3 separate regions of the Homo sapiens genome follow, and regions 2 and 3 are each linked to region 1. Evidence: read pairs that join two places in POLR2A ChIA-PET (ENCODE). Cell type or tissue: Caco-2. All regions are shown on one strand. Links, peaks and the distances in the headings refer to the core of each region. The heading gives the core; the rest is flanking DNA.

Region 1 (7,279 bases), core at 1,389-6,388:
TGTTTATCAGCAGGATGGGCTGCTGCCAGTCCTTGAATGCCCAGGCCCATGAGTGAGTACTCCCATGGCCCTACCACTTCATCCACCCCTCTCCACATACACACCCACCCAGATACAGTCACCTCTCAGGGGCCTAGGAGGTAAAGGAGGGATGACACAATCACATTCCTGGTCTTTGTTGCCTTTTCCCGCAGGCCTACCTATAGGCCTGAAGCCTGGTTTGTGAGGCTTCCATGGCTCTCTAGGGTCCCTAGACCTCCTCAAGTGTCTCTCATCACTTACAGTTTGGCCATGAACCCAAACCGCAGGAAGTGGAGAGAAGGCTGGAGAGGTGTTCTCATACACTTACCCAGCTTCCCTCCTGTTGCTTGCCCAGTTCCATGGCAAAAAAAAAAAAAAAAAACCGGAACAGAGCCTCGGCACCTGGGAGGCTGGGCCAGTGCCTCCACCCCTGCCCCAGGACCCAGATAAGCAGCCTGGTTGAGGTGGGAGGGGCAGGGCGGGCAGCCTCCAAGACTTAAAGTGGCAGGTGAGGCAGGTCAGGACTAGTGGTAAGATGTGTGCTTATGTGTGGGAATGGGGGTGGGAAAACTGATGGAGGAGTTGGGGGAGGCTGTGCCTGCCACTCTGCCTGTGCCAGGCTCACTGCCCCCTCTCCAGGATGAGACCCCAGCTTAGAATGGCCATGCATTCCCGTCTAGACCAATGCAAAAACAGTGAAGAGAAGATGCAGCAAAGGAAAAGATGGGATCCGCCTCATCTCACCCCCATCCAACACAAACACACAATCCTATACCCTCATCCAAAACTGTCCCAACCTCTTCCAAAAGCATCTCCAGATGCTTCAGTTCTGGTTCTCATCAGTTCTGGTTCTCTTCCTCAAACCAATCCCAGGGTTCCTGCCCACCTTCCAAAGAACCCTGTTCTGCTCGTAAGGGACAGAGGGCAGAATCCATTCTTCTGTACATGGGCTCGACTGTGTACACACCAGCCAGAGCCCCTTAAGCTCCCTGAGCTATCTGGGGAATCCTGGCCCCCACCCAGCTCAGATGCCATCTCCAGGACAGCTGCCTAGAGCCACACCCAGCCCCTGCATGCACCCACGTGCATGCACATGGACACACACAGTCACAATTACACAGGCTGGCTAACGGTCAGGCCAGGGTTGCCTATCCTGCTCTGTCCCTCTACCCTGCCACCTGCACTCCTAGATGATACTGCCTGGGCCAGGATGAGCAGCTCCCACCCACTTGTAGAGGCCAAAGACAAGCAAAAAAGAAGGACAAGGTACTTTTCTAAAGAACAAGTCTCAGAAAGAGTCAGACAGGGGACCTGGGTTCCAATTCTAGCTCTGCCAGAACTTGCTGTGTGACCTTGGACAAAGCCATTCCCCTCTCTGAGCTTCAGCCTACTCATGATCACCAACTGCTTCTCAAACTGGGAGGTTCGAGGTCTTACCATACCTGTGGTATGTTTTCCTAGAGCTTCACTGTGCTCAGGTAAACAATGTGAAATTTAATTTAACATTAAAACAAATGCTATGTTGAATAAATGCAAAATTAGCAAGAATTTAAAATAAAGTCTTAGAGATTTCAAAGGAATTTCTTCTTCACGGCACCAGAACCATAAGATATTGATCACTAAAGTGTATCCTGGAGGTGGGGAACCTTGAGAAGCCGAAGCCCTGTTTGAGGGCCTCTCCTGCTCTGCCAGCTGGCCTGCTCGAGCCCTGGCAGAGACTCTGCCATGGACAGTGGCAAGCCTCCCTGGCACCCGCTCACCAGCCTCTCCATCTCCTGCTCCCGGAGCCGCTCTTGGCGCTGTCGCCGGTGGTACTCCAGGAGGTCGTCCTCATTGTCACTGATCTCTGTGATGCTATTTTTCCGCTCCCTTGTGACAGGCACCCGCAAGTCCCCGCTGGAGAGCTTCCTCTGGACACAGGGACTCTGGCAGGGTGAAGCCCCAGTAAGAGAGCCCAGACTGTAGGCTGGGCTCAGCCTGCCACTGAAGCTGCCCTTGTGGGGTGCCAGAGACTCACCCAGTGTGGGTGAGGGGCTCCGTGTCCTACGGCCCCGTGCCCCCAGCGTCAGGGAGAAGTCCTCTGGTGAAGCCCCATGGGCTGCCCAGCGCCGGGGCCGAGGACTCTCTGCCACTTCCCTGTTTAGCTTGGGATCTGGGGTGGTCCGGGTGGGCAGCGGGGAGAGAGCTCGCCGGGACAGAGATGGACTTAAGGGGGGTAGTTCTCGCATACTGTCCAGGCCCCGCCGGCCCAGGCGGGGACTCTCAGGAGGCTGCAGGGTACGGGTGGCTAACCCATCTGAAAATGTTCGGCCCACCAGTTGGCGTGAGGGGCTGGTTGTTAGCACCCGCTCACTGCCTGGAGGCTCACGGAAAGGGCTGGGAGGGCGGTCCTGGAGTGTGCCAATCTTGTTTCGGGGAGCAGGGACTGGAGGCTGAAACTTGGGGCTGCCAGGAATGCTGGTGGGTTGACTGAGAGCACCAGAAGCTGGGTATTCACTCAGGCTGATGGCCACCACAGGCAGCTGCCCACCCAGCCGGGGGCTCTCAGTGGCTCTCCGGGCCTCCGCCAAGACAGTAGCTGCAGGGCTGTCTGTCAGCAGACCCCGGAGGCCAGGGCTGGGAGGCCTCTCATGGCCCCCTTTCCTGCTCAGCCGAGGACTCTCGGAGCGAGCACCACTTGGGCGGGACTGTGGGGGCTGTAGGGCCAGATGGTAGCTGGAGGAACGGGCAGGTACCAGCGGGGGCACAGAAGGTCCTGGCTCTTGCCCACTGGGTGAGTGACTGGCACAGCTTCCACTGCTGGCTGGTGAAGAGAGTGGAGAGAAGGCTGGAGAGGTGTTCTCATAGCTGGAGCCCACAGACATGGCGCCGGGGCTGGTTGGGGGAGACAGCAGGTAGCGCCCACCATTAGCCATCGGTGACAGTGGAGAGGTTGCGGCAGGCTTCTTGCCAGCAGCTCCAGGCTCCTCTAGCACCAGTGAGTCCATGATCTCTTGCAGGTCCTTCTCAATAGAGCTCACCAGGGAACTGTGGCTGGCACAGGCAGAGGGTCCCCGTGTTGCAGTCTGTGGGGTGTGGTTCCCATTTACCAGACTTTCTGATTCTGCTGGAGGGAAATGCAAAGGTCTTTGACTTTAGGGAGCTGCATATGCATAAAAGCCAGAGCACTAGCCCCCCTCCTCCTAGCACAGTGAGGCTAACAAGGCTCTGGAGAAGAAGCCAGGAGATGTGGTTCTGGTACCAGCTAGCTCTGCCACTGACCTGCTATGCAACCTTAGCCAAGTCACTTGTCCTCAGTTTCTCCTTCTGTAAAGGAAGGGAATCGGCAGGGCCTTCCTGCCTGTGACTTAAAACAGTTAACAATGATAGGCACTTCTAAGACTATTGTTGTCAATTCACCCCAAGACTAGACTCCTCCAATCTATATCCTATATCCCTCCTCAAGAAGGGCACGTAGGCCAGGCACGGTGGCTCACGCCTGTAATCCCAACACTTGGGGAGGCCAAGGCGGGCAGATCACTTGAGGACAGGAGTTCAAGACCAGCCTGGCCAACATGGTGAAACCCCACCTCTAATAAAAATACAAAAAATTAGCTGGGTATGGTGGCACATGTCTGTAATCCCAACTACTCAGGAGGCTGAGGTATGAGAATCGCTTGAACCCAGGAAGTTGCAGTGAGCTGAGAACTGCCTGGGTGACACAGCAAGACTGTCTCAAAAAAAAAAGAGGCCAGGCGTGGTGGCTCACGCCTGTAATCCCAGCACTTTGTGAAGCCGAAATGGATGTATCACCTGAGGTCAGGAGTTCGAGACCAGCCTGGCCAACATGGTGAAACCCCATCTCTACTAAAAATAAAAAATTAGCCGGGTGTGGTGGCATGCACCTGTAGTCCCAGCTACTCGGGAGGCTGAGGCAGGAAAATCACTTGAACCCAGGAGGCGGAGGTTGCAGTGAGCCGAGATCGCGCCACTGCACTGCAGCCTGGGCGACAGAGTGAGACTCCATCTCAAAACAAAAAAAAAGAAAAAAGAAAACAGAAGGCATTATACAAAGAAGATGGGCGCCTGCTGCAGAGCTGGCCAGAAGTTCCAGGGGCTCCTAGTCTAATAGGATGTCAGGGCCTCCCAATGTAGGAACCAGAGGCCCAGGGGTAAAAAAAAAAAAAGAAAAAGAAAAAAGCCTGCAGGGCTGGGTGAGGGGTGTGTGCTGCACCACTTCGTCCAATCAGAGGCAGGGGAGGGAGCTAGTGCTAATGGCTGGTTCCTGGAAGCCAGGCTGCCAGCAAGGAGGTGAAGCTCAGTGCCTCCAATTATCCCATTAAGCCATGCCAGCAAGAGCCTGCTTTTGCCATGCCCCAGCACTAGTCAACCATATAGGAGTCCCTGGAACCACTGCCCCAAACAGCTAAGGGAGTGACATGACAAGGCTGGGGTGGGGGCAGGGTAAAATTAACTAGGGAGTAGACTGGGAACCCAGGCTTCTGAGCCCCCAGAGGACTGGAAAAGATCGAGGGTAGGGAAAAGAGAAGGGAAAGCCTTTGCAAGACTGAGTTTGGGTCCAAAATTATGGAGACTGTGTGGGATATAGTCAGAGGGGATGCCATGGATACTGATAATCCCAGTGATCACTCACCTTTCTTCAGGTCCCCAGGCTATCCACTTAGGCTGCTGATACCACCCCACTAGGTGTACCTGACATCCATGTCCATCTGTCCCAGCACCTGTCACCCCATAGCCATCTAAATGCCAGTGCAAAGTCTGAGATGGTAAACCCATAATAGCCTCCTGGTCTGCACCCCTCCTGCCCCCCTGTGCAGCTGGGCTGAGGGGGCCTGTGTTGGTTCCCCAGAACAATCACCAATTCTCTTCTGGGGATCAATAATTCACACACAAAATACAGCTGCTCCACTGAGTCATCAGCGGGCAGGGCATGGAGTGAGGGTTGGGCGAGGCCCAAGGACATGATCCCCACCACAGCTTACAGGGAGTTCAACCTAATGCTTCCTTCTGCCCCTCAGGGTACCCTAGAGGGTGAGGCTCCCTGTGGTGACACAAGTGGGCCAGAGTTCCAGACACTGAGTGGCATCCTCCAGGGCAGTGGGGTACAAGCTGGCAGAGCTTGCCATCCCTCGAGGCACATAATTTCCCAATTTTAGCTAAGCAGCACTGCCTTGGTTAGCTCTCAGTGGCCCCACTGCCTGGCATTCTCCACCCGCCCATGGCAGGTGGCAGTGAGCCCAGACCTTAGGTATTGTCTTGCCCTAACACTCCAAGTGTGGCTGAAGTGAGCAAGGAGGAGGACTGCTGCAGGAACACCATCAACCCAGCACCCTGCCCCCGTCGGTACCTACCAGGAACAGGGCTGTAGGGGGGCCCAGGGGCTCGGCCCCCTGCTGGAATCATGCTTTTCATCCACTTGGCTTCAGCCGGGTGGTTAAAGCGAAGGAAGGTGGACTGACCCAGGCACAACATGCAGCCTGCAGAGAAAGCAAACACTTGAAGACCAGGTGTGGTGGCTCACACCTGTAATCCCAACACTTTTGGAGGCGGAGGAGGGTGGATCACCTGAGGTCGGGAGTTGGAGACCAGCCTGGCCAATGTGGTGAAGTCCCGTCTCTACTAAAAATACAAAAATTAGCCGGGTGTGGTGGTGGACGCCTGTAATCCCATAATCCCAGCTACTCAGGAGACTGAGATCAGAGAATAGCTTGAACCCAGGAAGCGGAGGTTGCAGTGAGCTGAGATCATGCCACTGCACTCCAGCCTACATGACAAGAGCTAAACTCTGTCTCAAAAAAAAAAAAAAAAAAAAAAAAAAAAGAAAGGAAGAAAGAGAGAAAACACTTGGAAGGGCAGGCAGGACTGAAGTTACCCCACCTCACAGCACTAGCAGGCTCACCTCAGCTCTAAAGACCCATCCTCATCTGCTCTCAGAGTCCACACAGTCCACACCTGACCTTGCCTGTGCTTGAGATGGGCACCTCCAGGGCTCCGCAGCACAAGACAGAGTAGAAAAAGCACTGGTGAGTGAGTCCCAAGATCTGAGTCCTCGTCCTAATTCCTCTTCTTACTAGCTGTGAGATCTCTGGGTGAAGTAACTTCACCTCTGAATCTAGTTCTCTTAATCAGAAAAATGGGGACAATACCACTGATCTTGTAGGGTTAATAAGACAGTGTATGTGAAAGTACTCTGTAAAAATATATTCAGAGAGGCCAGGCATGGTGGCTCACACCTGTAATTCCAGCATTTTGGGAGGCCAAGGCGGGCGGATCACCTGAGGTCAGCAGTTCGAGACCAGCCTGGCCAACATGGTGAAACTCCGTCTCTACTCAAAATACAAAACTTAGCTGGGGGTGGTGGCGTGCGCCTGTAGTCCTAGCTACTTGGGAGGCTGAGGCAAGAGAATTGCTTGAATCCAGGAGGCAGAGGCTGCAGTGAGCCGAGATCACACCACTGCACTCCAGCCTGGGCAACAGAGCGAAACTCCGTCTCACACACACACACACACACACACACACACACACACACACACACAAATGTTCAGAGAACACAGACACACCTGTCCCCCAACCCCAGCCTGTATCCATGATCCATCTATCTGCCCCTTGGGTAGAAGGGTAGAAGAGTCAGTCTGAGAGGCAGCAACTTCCAGGGTCACAAAAAAAAACTGAGATAGGGAACAAGGGGAAAAACCATGGATCAGTCAGATGAACCGGGGGGGTCCTGAATTTGCTCCCACTCTTTCTTGTTTTGTGACCTTAGGAGAGCTGTGCACTGCAAGTCTAGGGAGCGACCACCACCTTTCTTTCTGACTAAGCACCCTCTGCATGCTCCCTGGTCTCCCCTGGCATCAGGCCAAGACTAGGCCACCAGGCCCGGCCTCAGCCAAGCACATTCCCAGGCAGTAGACACAAGCCCAGTCCTGCCCGGGAAGTGTGAGTACCTGGAGGGGGAGGGCATGTGGGAGCTGGAAAATGTAGCCAGGGGCACCTGGAGTGTGCACAGTGGCAGATGTGCCCACAGGCGCCTAACTGTAGCTAGCAGAACTCCACCTCCCAGCCACACCAGGTGCTGGAGGGCTACTGCAGAAGATACTATGTTGGGAGAAGCCAGAGCCCTGTTGCTCTCTACCACCAATCCTTCCAATTTGTCCACACCCCTGGCCCCCGGCCTCAGCCTCCTGTCTACCCAATCTGGTGCCACTTGGCACCCCAAGCTTCACGCCAGTCTGAGCTAAGACTGGCAGAGAAGTCTACA
Region 2 (7,279 bases), core at 1,342-6,341, 180 kb before region 1:
TACAATCATAGCTCACTGCAGCCTTGACTCAAGGGCTCAAGCGATCCCTCCCACCTCAGCTCCCCTAAACCCCTAGTACCTGGGACTATAGGTGACTGCCACCGCACCCAGCTAATTTTTAAATTTTTTGTAGAGACATGGACTCACTGTGTTGCCAAGGCTGGTCTTGAACTCCTGGGCTCAAGTGATCCTCCTGCCTTGGCCTCCCAAAGTGCCAGAATTACAGGTATGAGTTACCGCACCCGGCCATCCTCCTCTGTTTTCTATGTTTGTCTTTTATCTCTAAGATTTCTTCAATTTTACTTTGTACATTTTCTGTTGAACACTTAAACAAATTTTCTATCATATTTTTAATTTCCAAGAGCTCTTTCTTGTTTATGAAAGTTTCTCTTTATGTGTACTGTTTTTGTTCCATTAATTCAATAGCTTATCTTATTTATCAGAGGAATTACTGATAGATTTTAAAATTTTATTTTTCATTTTATGCTGAAAGAATTTTAAATTTAAAAAAAATTTCAAGAACTTTTTTTCTGAACCATCCAAGATTAAATTTCCAACACAATGCCCATCCTCCCAACATGAGTACACACTCAAACAAGTATATGACAGCCATCTAACCCACAGGCCCAGATCAGATTTCTCTAATTGTCCCACTACTGTCCCCCCTACCCCCCCTTTTTTTTTCAGACAGGGTCTCACTCTATTGCCCAGACTGGAGTGCAGTGGTGCCATCATAGCATAGTCTGGAACTGTTCTTCCCAAGGGATCCTCCTGCCTCAGCCTCCTGAGTAGCTAGGAGTACAGATGTGCACAACCATGCCTGGCAAATTTTTAAAAAAGTTTTTCATAGAGATAGGTCCCTATATTGCCCAGGCTGGTCTTGAACTCTTGGGCTCAAGCAATCCTCCTCCCTCAGCCTCCTAAAGTGCTAGGTTACAGGTGTGAGCTGCCATGCCCGGCCCTAATACTGTCCTTTATATTAAAAGGGTCTCTTCCAGGACCATGCATTGCATTTGTTTTCATGTTTCTTTCTTTCTTTTCTTTTCTCTCTCTTTTTTTTAATTGAGATGGAGTCTTGCTCTGTCACCCAGGCCAGAGTGCAGTGGCGAGATCTCAGCTCACTGCAACCTCCACAGCCTGGGTACAAGCGATTCTCCTGTCTCAGCCTTCCAAATAGTTGGGACTACAGGTACCTGCCACCGCACGCAGCTATTTTTTTTATTTTTAGTAGAGACGGGGTTTTGCCACGTTGGCCAGGCTGGTCTCAAACTCCTGACCTCAGGTGATCTGCCCGCCTCAGCCTCCCAAAGTGCTGGGATTACAAGCGTGAGCCACTGCACACCTGGCTCATGTTTCTTTCAATCTGGAACAATTTCTCAGTGTTTCTTTTTTTTTGGCAGGAATAGGACAGAAGTGATACTGTGTTATTGCCTCCCATCTGGTGGTACCTGATTTCAATTTGTACCATTATTGAGAATGTTAACTTTGTTCTCTTTTTAAAAAAAATTTGATACAATCGTTTATTTTGTTTGCATATTTGATTTGTTTTTAATCCAAACCTCACCAGAATGTTAACTTTGACCTGGATTAAGGTGGTGTCTGCTAGGTCTTTCCACTGTAAAGTTACTCTTTTGCCCTTTGTAATTAGTAAGTGTTTTGTGGAAAGGTACTTCTTTGAGGTACATATCCTGTTCCTTATCATAGTTTTCCTCACTATTTTTAGTTTTTTTTTTTTGCTGAATGAATTATTACTATGAAGTTTGCCTAATAGTGGTTTTTTCAATTTCATTGTTCCTTCTAAATTTATTAGTTGTTATTCTGCTGTAAAGAAAGATGTTCTCATTTGTTTATGTATTCTTTTATTCTTATCAGTATGAACATGTGGATTCCCACTTCATTTGATAGATTATGACCTTTTACTGTCATTATTTATTTTGATGCTCAGAGTTGGTTAGGGGAGCCCCCTTCAAGCCCCTTTGACATCCTGTTGACATATCTCTGTCATTCTTTAAGCACTTCTTTACTTTCTGCCACAGCAAGATGGTCTGAGTTCATCTTGTACTTTCCTTGTCTCAGCCCTGAAATCAATCATTTCTCCAAGGATCCCTGGTTTCTTTTAGTGGAGAACGGTATTTAGAGACCAAGATTTGGGACTAGGGGTGTTAACTGCTATTAGAGTATGACCATTTCCAAACTGTCTTGGTGCATAGAGCTAAGGAGTATGCATATATGTCTACACTTTTTTTTTAACTTTTATTTTTGGTTTGGGGGTATATGTGAAGGTTTGTTACGTAGGTAAACATGTGTCATGAGTGTTTGTTGTACATATTATTGCATCACCCAGGTATTAAGCCCAGTAGCCAATAGTGATCTCTTCTGCTCCTCTCCCTCCTCCCACCCTCCACTCTCAAGTAGGCCCCAGTGTCTGTTGTTCCCTTCTTTGTGTTCATAAGTTCTTATCATTTAGCTCCCACTTAAAAGTGAGAGCATGTGATATCTGGGGCTCTGTTCCTGTCTTAATTTGCTAAGGATGATAGCCTCCAGCTCCAGTCCAGTTATGTTCCCACAAAAGACATGATCTCATTTTTTATGGCTGCATAATATTCCATGGTACATATGTGCCACATCTTCTTTATCCAATCCATCATTAATGGGCATTTAGTTTGATTACATGTCTTTGCTATTGTGAATAGTGCTGCAATGAACATTCATGCGCATGTGTTTTTATAGCAGAATGATTTTTTTCTTTTTTCTTCTTCATTTATCTGAAATTCTAATATGATGAAGAATCCTGCTTTTATTTTTTTTTTGTTTTTGAGATGAAGTCTTGCTCTTGTCCCCCGGGCTGGAGTGCAATGGCACGATCTTGGCTCACTGCAACCTCCGCCTCCTGGGTTCAAGCGATTCTCCTACCTCAGCCTCCTGAGTAGCTGGGATTACAGGCACCTGCCACCATGCCTGGCTAATTTTTGTATTTTTAGTAGAGATGGGGTTCCGCCGTGTTGGCCAGGCTGGTCTCGAACTCTTGACCTCAGGTGATCTGCCCACCTTGGCCTCCCAAAGTGCTGGGATTACAGGCATGAGCCACCGCCCCTGGCTTTTTTTTTTTTTTTTGAGACAGGAGCTCACTCTGCCACCCAGAACTGGGGTACAAGGGCATGGTCTCAGCTCACTGTAATCTCCGCCTCCCGGACTCAAGCAATTCTCCTGTCTAAGCCTCCCAAGTAGCTGAGACTACAGGCGCGGGACACCACTCCTGGCTAATTTTTGTATTTTCAGTAGAGACGGGGGTTCACTATGTCGGCCAGGCTAGTCCTGGACTCCTGACATCGGGATCTGCCTGCCTCGGCTTCCCAAAGTGCTGGGATTGCAGGCCTGAGCCACCACTCCCGGCCGAATTTTTGTATTTTTAATAGAGACGGGGTTTCACCATGCTACCCAGCTTGGTCTCAAACTCCTGACCTCAGGTGATCCACCAGCCTTGGTCTCCCAAAATGCTAGGATTACAGGTGTGAGCCACTGCTCCCCACCTCAGCCAAGATTCTTAAAAGACTGTGTCCCCACTTCCTCACCTTCCATTCACTTGAAAGAAAGGATAAAGAAGAGTCATGAAGAGTATGGAGTTTGTATTGCCTCTTGGCCTTTTGGCTAAGATCAAGTGGAGTATGGAGTTTCTTGACAGACAGACCTGGGTTTATACCCCAACTGATTCTTACGATTAAGCCTGTTTCCCTCCCCCTAAAGAGAGAGATAACTGTGCCTGCCTCACTTTGGAGGGTTGTTGTGAGGATTAAATAAGATCATTCATATAAAACAGCGCACACCTGGTACATAACAAGCAGTCAATAAACATTAGGTATTATTATCAATATCAATTACCGTACTAAAATCTGTCTTCTGCCCCGGTGCTATACTGGAAATGCTCTTGCCAAGGTTAGCAATGACTTTCCAGTTGCCAAAACCAACAGTAGTTTTTGGCCCTCGTCTTACTTCCTTAAAATTCCCAACCACTCCTTCTTCCTGAAGTCCCCTCTCCTTCTGGCTGCTGGAACACCACTCTTTTCCTGTCCTCTGCCTGTCTCTCCCTTCACAGCCACCTTGCCAAATCCTGTTCCACTGTCTGACTCCACCTGGTGTTGCTCTTTCCTGAGCTCATCCTTTCTCCCCCTTCCCAGCTTTACCCACCTTTCCCTGAGAGATCATGTCTACTCCTGTGGTTCTAACTGCCATCTCTATGCAGAAGGTACCTTCCCTATCTCCACCTCTGACCTCTCTCCTACCTCCAGTCCCATATTGCCAGGTAGGTTCCCTAGAGGCACCCCAGATTCAGTATTCAACTTATGCATCTCTGAAAGCATTATTTACCATGCCCGCCATGAAACCTGCTCTTTCTCTTAGACTCTGACAGTTGCTATTGCCTCCAACCTCATCAAGTACACAGACCTAGTAACCTAGACATCATTCTTTCCATCTTCTTCCTCCCCAAATCCAACCTATCCCCAGGTCCTGTCATTTAACTTATCTGCTCAGTGAATTCTGCTCTCTCTCCTTCTTTCTCTTCTTGCTGGGTAGAGGATGGATTAGATGGCCAAAGAGATCAGTTAGGAGCCATTTTCCATCATAGTCTGAGAGATGATGAGGGACCTCCTCACTGATATGCTTGGCCCTTCTTAATCTATCTCTATTTGGTTGTCAGAGTAATAGTCCTTAAAGTCCCATTAAGTCATCCTGCTGCTGCTTCGAAATCTTTAATGGTTCCCCTCACCTATAAGATAATGTCCAAACTTCATAGCCCAAAACAGAGGCTGTTGATATAGTGACTCCTGATGCCTCTCCAGCCTCAGGTATCACCACTTCTCTCCCCAACACACACATACACACTAAAGCTACTTGCGGGACTTCACTCCAGATCCTAGTCAACCTGTTGTTGACTCGGCCAGTAATGTTTTTCCGTCCTTGATCCACCTGACCATTTCCTACCCAACTTTCAAAATCCTCAGAATTTCATCTTGAAACCTTCTCTGAAGCATCATGCCATTGTACCCTTGCAGAATTAATTACTTTTTCCTCAGTACTTCTTCTAGCCTTAGTATATATCTTCATTATGGAATGGAACATTGTGTTATATTTGTTCATATGTCTATCTACCTTTGCTACTAATAGAATATAAATTCCTTGAAGTCAGCTATCTGTTTTCATTCATATTTTCTCCCCCATAGTCAAGTACAGTGCCTGGAACACAGTGGATGTCCAGTTAATAGTTATTAAACTGAACTGAATTTCTGTAAAGGTGAGGCATGAAAGAGGGAGGGGAAAGAGGGTGCCAAGAGAGACAGGGAGGAAGGAATTAGGATTGGAAGAAGACATCTTGTGTGCCAATCCATGAAGTTTGGATAAATTGGCTGATAAATTTGTTTTAAGAAGCCAGTTCTGGCCAGGCACGGTGGCTCACGCCTGTAATCCCAGCACTTTGGGAGGCTGAGGCGGGCGGATCACCTGAGGTCAGGAGTTCGAGACCAGCCTGGCCAACATGGTGAAACCCTGTCTCTACTAAAAATACAAAAATTAGTCGGGCATGGTGGCGGGTGCCTGTAATCCCAGCTACTCGGGAGGTTGAGGCTGGAGAATTGTTTGAACCCAGGAGGCGGAGGTTGCAGTGAGCCGAGATCGTGCCACTGCATTCTAGCCTGGGCGAGTGAAACTCCATCTAAAAAAAAAAAAAAAAAAAAAAAGAATAAGAAGCAGCAGCTGTGTGAGGAGAGGGGAGGAGTGCTCCAGATAGAGGAAACAGTAAATTCAAAGGTTGTGAAGTGGGAAAGAGTTGAGCTGATCCGAACCTCTAAGGGCCAGCATGGCTGGAGCCGAATGAGCAACTAGGGCATGGCATGAGTTGAAGAGGGAGGGATTGGTAGAATTCAGATTGTGTAGGTCCTTGTAGACCAGAGCAGGGAATGTGGAGTGTATCCTCAGCTCATTGGGAAGCAACTGAAAATGCAGAGTAATGATACTTTCATTTACATTAAAATAATCACTAAGGCTGTGCGCAGAATAGATGGGGGCTAACACGAGAATAAATAGGGAGCCCTAGTTAGGAGACTACAGCAGTAAACAGGCCAATGAAAGATATCTGTCTGGATGAAGGTGGAGGCAATGGGGCAACAAGGAGTGGACATATTCAGAAAATATTTTAGAGGTTGAATTCATAGGGCTTGGTGATAGATTAGATGTACAGAGATCTAGGATAAGGAAGTGGAAATTGAGGTAGTGTGTAGGTCTTTTGGAAAGTTTATTTTTGAAGAGGAGACTAAAGGGAAGTAGTTGATTCAAAAGCTCTTTCTAGCCAGGTGCGGCGACTCATGCCTGTAATCCCAGCACTTTGGGAGGCTGAGCAGGGTGGATCATTTGAGGTCAGGAGTTGGAGATCAACCTGGCCAATATGGTGAAACCCCGCCTCTACCAAAAAATACAAAAATTAGCTGGGCCTGTTGGTGAGGGCCTGTAGTCCCAGTTACTCAGGAGGCTGAGGCACAAGAATCGCTTCAACCTGGTAGGCAGAAGCTGCAGCGAGCCAAGATCGCACCACTACACTCCAGCTTGAGCCACAGTGAGGCCCTGTCTCAAAAATGAAACAAAACAAAAACTCAAAAGCCCCTTCAGTAAGCATTTACTGAGCACCTACTAAATGCCAGGCCATATGTGAGGTGCTGGACACACAAAGAAGAATAAGACATAGACAGACTCAGTTCTTGTGGAAGGCAAACCTACAACCAAATCAACTCTGCTACTTTGCAGTAATAGAAATTTGCACGATGGTGGCACAGATGACTGGGAAGTGATTAACTCTGCTCTTGGGTACTGGAGGGAAGAGATATCAGGGAATGAGGTTAAGACCAGATTCAGTGGAAGACGGGTCTAGAGGAGAAGGGAAATTGAGGAACATTCAGCACTATGACCTTGATTTTTCCATTAAATATGAGGCAGTCATCTGCCTTGAGTAGGTAATAGGTTAGATAGCTTGAAGGAATGAATGCTGCACATCCCTGGCTGGGTTCCCAATAGGTGACACAGCTGGATTTGAACCTTCAGCATCCAGCATGGTGTCCTGGTCCTGGTCACGGGGTATTTTACACTCATTGACAGATATCACTGAGGGCATATCCTTAAAAAGCTCTTGGACAGGAGCGGTGGCTCATGCCTGTAATCCCAGCCCTTTGGGAGGCCGAGGCGGGCAGATCACGAGGTCAGGAGTTGGAGACCAGCCTGACCAACATGGTGAAAC
Region 3 (5,000 bases), core at 1-5,000, 440 kb before region 1:
ATGTGCGCACAACACACAAAACAGAAAGTCCTGGATTTCTGATCTGCCTAGATCCTAGACAAACCAAGAGCTACCAGATATCCCCAAGATCAGTATCATCTTATTTCATAAGGTTCTCTGGAAACAAAGTGAACCCTTAGAGTGGGCTCAGGCTCCCAGCCACTACTTCCCTCTAAAGCCCCATCCCAGGCCATTTACCTTATAATCCTACCCTAAGGAAGCTGAGTAAGGCTGTGACCCACAAGGAGGGAAACACCCTGGCCAATATGACTTGGGGAACCTGCTCCTGCAGCTGCTTCTAGGTGCCTGTGGCCAGCTCTGCGAGCCTGGTGGCCTTGCCTCCAGTTTGGTCTGTGTGTCCTTCTCCTGCAGTGCGTGGACCCGCCCATCCCGCGTCAGCACGTACAGGGAGCCCCACTCAGCAAGCACATCCACTACATCCTCAAAGACGGTGCTATAGGCTATGAACTTGTTGCACAGGTCATAGATGTTTAGAATCTGCTTGTCGGAGCTCTGTGAATCCCTGCTGGTAAACTCTGACCTGCATAGGAAAGAAAAAGCACCAGATGTTTGGACATCTCTGTCTTATCTCCCCTATTTCCTTTCCCATGATAACTTTGGTGCACATTTCACCCAGCACAAATCACCTCTCTGGTCCCTCTCATCCCATAACATGCAGCGCTGTGCCGGTAGTTGTACATAGAGAACACATAAACCTGATCTTACCCTTTAGGATCCTACAATTAACCCAAGTAACAGATTAGAAAATTAAGTACACTAACATATCCATTCATTTAGAAAATAATAATCCAATACATGGTATATGTAAAACACTGTGCCTGGAACTGAATGAAAGCAAAACAAACCAGCATCTAACAGGGAGTACTTTCATCATGCAGAAGACCCCACTTACCCCTTAAAAAAATAAAACCAAAACAAAACAGAAAACTTGCATCCTACGTTTCCCAGCACTTTCTAATTTCTCCACTGCTGAATCCCTTGTTCCTCTGCCCAATTTATTTTGACAAAAGAGTTAAAAAACAAAACAAGGCCGGGCGCAGTGGCTCACGCCTGTAATCCCAGCACTTTGGGAGGACGAGGCAGGCAGATCACGAGGTCAGGAGATCGAGACCATCCTGGCTAACACGGTGAAACCCCGTCTCTAATAAAAATACAAAAAATTAGCCGGGCATGGGGGCGGGCACCTGTAGTCCCAGTTGCTCGGGAGGCTGAGGCAGGAGAATGGCGTGAACCCGGGAGGCGGAGCTTGCAGTGAGCCGAGATCGCGCCACTGCACTCCAGCCTGGGCAATAGAGCGAGACTCCATCTCAAACAAAACAGAACAAAAAAAGCAGGTCCAAATTCCCTGGAGCATTCTAGTATGCTAGGGCTATGTAGCAAATACCTGCAGTAAAAACATCCATTTTTCAGTTAAAAAAAGCATTGTAACCAACTCTAGCTATAAGTGTCACTGGCTGGGTGCAGTGGCTCACACCTGTAATCCCAGTACTTTGGGAGGCCGAGGCGGGTAGATCACTTGAGGTCAGGAGTCTGACACCAGCCTGGCCAACATGGTGAAACCTCGTCTCTACTGAAAATACAAAAAGTAGCCAGGCGTGGTGGCACATGCCTGTAATCCCAGCTATTCAGGAGGCTGAGGCAGGAGTATCACTGGAACCCAGGAGGCGAGGCTGCAGTGAGCCGAGATCACGCCACTGCACTCCTGGGTGACAGAGCGAGACTCCATCTCAAAAAAAAAAAACAGAAATGTTACCTACATAACACCGGAGTAGGAGTAGGAGATTGGCAGTATCCAGGCATTAGGATTTTAAAATCAGGCGGATTCTGGGGAACAAGTCCAGCCCTCTCCCTGTCCCTTCTCACTGAGTCCTTACTTGGGAGAAACCTTCCGGTCACGGGAGACAATGATAAGGTAGCCTCTAAACCAGTGGGCAATGAGCTTATGGCCCTCAAAGGCGAAGCAGGGCCCACGTTCATCAGGCTGGTACAAGTAGACACACTCATCCCCGGCCACAATGAACTGCAGGTCCTGAGAAGGGTCACTTAGGGCTGAGCAGCGCAGGCCACAACCATGGGTGTCCAACTCCACGCGAGGGTAGTCTTTTCCAGAAACTATATAGGACTGCCAGAAGCAACAAAGGGGTTAACAGGCTCCTTTGAGGAGGTAACTCTAAGCCTTCACAAAGGTATTCCCATCTCCATACTGGCTCTTTTTTCCCTCTTGGCATTCTAAAGTCTTTCTCTTGGCTGCTGGCCTTCTTCATTAACCATTACCCATCTATTAAATATATAACCAGAGATCACAATTTCTTTCTCTGTATATATTATCACTATCTAGTACAGAAATTCTGCAAGTAAGAAAAATGTAATAATCTACTACTTTATCAAGAGTATTCCTGAGAGAGTAGACTGTTGTAAATCTGGGGCACCAGGAACAAGAAAGGTAAAGATACTTGTCCAACGTCATTTAAAAAGTTAGTTAGAAAATAGGCCGGTGCAGTGGCTCATGCCTGTAATTCCAGCACTTTGGGTGGTTGAGGCAGGTGGATTGCTTGGGCCCAGGAGTTCGAGATCAGCCTGGGCAACATGGTGAAACCCCCATATCTAGAAAAAATACAAAAATTAGCCAGGCATGGTGACACATGCCTGTAATCCCACGTACTCAGGAGGCTGAGGTGGGAGGATCACTTGAGCCCAGGAGGCAGAGGTTGCAGTGAGCTGAGACAGCACCATTGCACTCTAGCCTGGGTTACACAGCAAGATCCTGTCTCAAAGAAAAAAAAAAAAAAAGCTAGTTAGAAATAAAATTCAAGGCCGAGTGCGGTGGCTCACGCCTGTAATCTCAGCACTTTGGAAGGCCAAGGTGGGTGGATCACCTGAGGTCAGGAGTTGGAGACCAGACTGGCCAACATGGTGAAACCCTGTCTCTACTAAAAATACAAAAATTAGCTGGACATGCTGGTGTGTGCCTGTAATCCCAGCTACTCAGGAGGCTGAGGCAGGAGAATTGCTTGAACCTGGGAGACTGAGGTTACAGTGAGTCAAGATCTCGCCACTGCACTCCAGCCTGAGCAACACAGTGAGACTCGGTCTCAAAAAAAAAAAAGAAAGAAAATTCACATCTTTTTACTACAAGCCCAGAGTCTAACTCTTTCCAGCTTCCTAGGCAAAAAAATAAAATACAAAGCTAGGCAAATGATTCGAATTATATGATTAAAACTTTAACACTCCCACCTTTCCTGTCACTTCATTACCCTATCCCCCTGAACAATGGAGAAGCCCTCCCTGCCTGCTCCTAAGAGTGGAGGCCTTGGTCATACCTGGACGTTCTCTGTTGTCACAACAAACAAGTGAGTGGTCTTTCCTGCTTGGCGAAAGGCCAATCCAGTTACAGGATAGTTGCCCTTGTGCAAAATCTGGGTCTTGCTATGCCGGTCCCGGGTGATGTCTCCTTTGTTCAATGTAACACTGCCATCTGTGAAACCTGTAAGAAAACAAGAAAATTACTTCAGTAAGGCTGAAAAGATCAGGAAGTGGAGAGGGGAAAAAAGACCACTTGAGGCACTCAGAAGTGACAAGCTTTCTCCATATACCCAACCTCTCTAATGGTTAACCTGAATATTGGTACTCACTGACACATTTTCAAAGAACAAAATTAAATGCCTTCCCATTCCAAACTTTATTTATTTTATTTATTTATTTATTTATTTATTTATTTTGAGACAGAGTTTTGCTCTTGTTGCCCAGGCTACAGTGCAATGGCGCGATCTTGGCTCACTGCAAACTCCGCCTCCCAGGTTCAAGTGATTTTCCTGCCGCAGCCTCCCTAGTAGCTGGGATTACAGGCATGTGCCACTACACCCAACTAATTTTGTATTTTTAGTAGAGATGGGGTTTCTCCATGTTGGTCAGGCTGATCTCAAACTCCCAATCTCAGGTGATCCGCCCACCTCAGCCTCCCAAGGTGCTGGGATTACAGGCATGAGCCACCGCGCCTGGCCCCCATTCCAAAATTTAATATCGCAAAGGCCTCAGTTCAGTACAAAGTGGTCTCCTGAAAACAGTAAAGATGAGAGGCAGAAGCAACTCTGAAGAAAATCTATAACAAATCTAGGAGGGTTAGTTTTGCCTTCTGTTTACCAATGGCCATAAAGTTGAGATTTTCATGGACAGTCAAACAAGATACAACAGTTGGCTCTGTTCCTGGAATAGCAGGGAAGATTCGAGTGCAGAGTGGATTGCCACCATCTCTCTTCTCCAGGTTCCAGATCTTAACCTGTGGACAGACCTCAGAAGTGTAAATGCTAGTCATCCTCCAACAAAAAATCATTCCTAGGCTTCTGGATCTTTCCCATTTCCCTGCTGGGACTCACCAAGGGGTTGATGCCCTCTTCATCTTCTCCAACAGATGCCAGAATATTGTGCTGCTTCAGTTGGTACAGGTGTGTCACCCGTAGTTTGTAGGCTTGGAAGCCTGTAAGCTGTAGGGAACGTGGCAAGAACCAGATCTGGCCTTCCATATGTGCAGGGTAGTCAAGGAGCCTCCTTTCCAAGGAGAGATACTTACATTCAGACCAGAACTCAGATAACAATTACATGTATATAACTCTAAAATTTTCAAGGATTTTCCCACATACTCCTTATCTTAAAAAGAGTGAGGCCAGGCGCGGTGACTCACACCTGTAATCCCAGCACTTTGGGAGGCCGGGGGGGGGGGGGGGTGCGGATCACCTGAGGTCAGGGGTTCGAGACCAGCCTGGCCAACATGGTGAAACCTGTCTCTACTAAAAATACAAAAATTAGCCAGGTATAATGGTGCGTGCCTGTAATTTCAGCTACTCAGGAGGTTGAGGCAGGAGAATTGCTTGAACCCGGGAGGCGGAGGTTGCAGTGTGCCCAGATCATGCCATTGCACTCCAGCCTGTGCAACAAGAGTGAAAGTCCGTCTCAAAAAAAAGAAAAAAATTTAGTGCGCCGGG

The links. ChIA-PET counts read pairs that join two places held together with the same protein. Peaks named below come from ENCODE experiments on the same cell type or tissue, not always from the same donor. Only the 100,000 strongest peaks of a DNase experiment are listed, where the experiment ranks them.
Region 2: POLR2A ChIA-PET joins it to region 1 with 6 read pairs; 8 of 35 experiments call an interaction of 5 or more read pairs at or near these places.
Region 3: POLR2A ChIA-PET joins it to region 1 with 5 read pairs; 5 of 35 experiments call an interaction of 5 or more read pairs at or near these places.

The regions. Positions count from the first base shown.
Region 1 is chr11:118,623,153-118,630,431 of GRCh38, reverse strand. It overlaps PHLDB1 (pleckstrin homology like domain family B member 1), which reads right to left. Exons shown (of 23, transcript NM_001144758.3): 5 at 5,373-5,498; 6 at 1,782-3,127. Among named protein-coding and RNA genes, the nearest start is that of MIR6716, 17 kb to the left of the region's middle. In Caco-2, for the core only: no CTCF peak of the experiment used is centred there; DNase peaks (open chromatin) are centred at 2,461 and 4,291.
Region 2 is chr11:118,803,290-118,810,568 of GRCh38, reverse strand. No RefSeq gene overlaps it. Among named protein-coding and RNA genes, the nearest start is that of DDX6, 16 kb to the right of the region's middle. In Caco-2, for the core only: no CTCF peak of the experiment used is centred there; no DNase peak of the experiment used is centred there.
Region 3 is chr11:119,068,739-119,073,738 of GRCh38, reverse strand. VPS11 (VPS11 core subunit of CORVET and HOPS complexes) reads right to left here. Exons shown (of 16, transcript NM_021729.6): 2 at 4,395-4,543; 3 at 4,162-4,297; 4 at 3,342-3,505; 5 at 1,896-2,143; 6 at 340-541. Among named protein-coding and RNA genes, the nearest start is that of VPS11, 3.4 kb to the right of the region's middle. In Caco-2, for the core only: no CTCF peak of the experiment used is centred there; no DNase peak of the experiment used is centred there; H3K4me3 peaks cover 31 bases.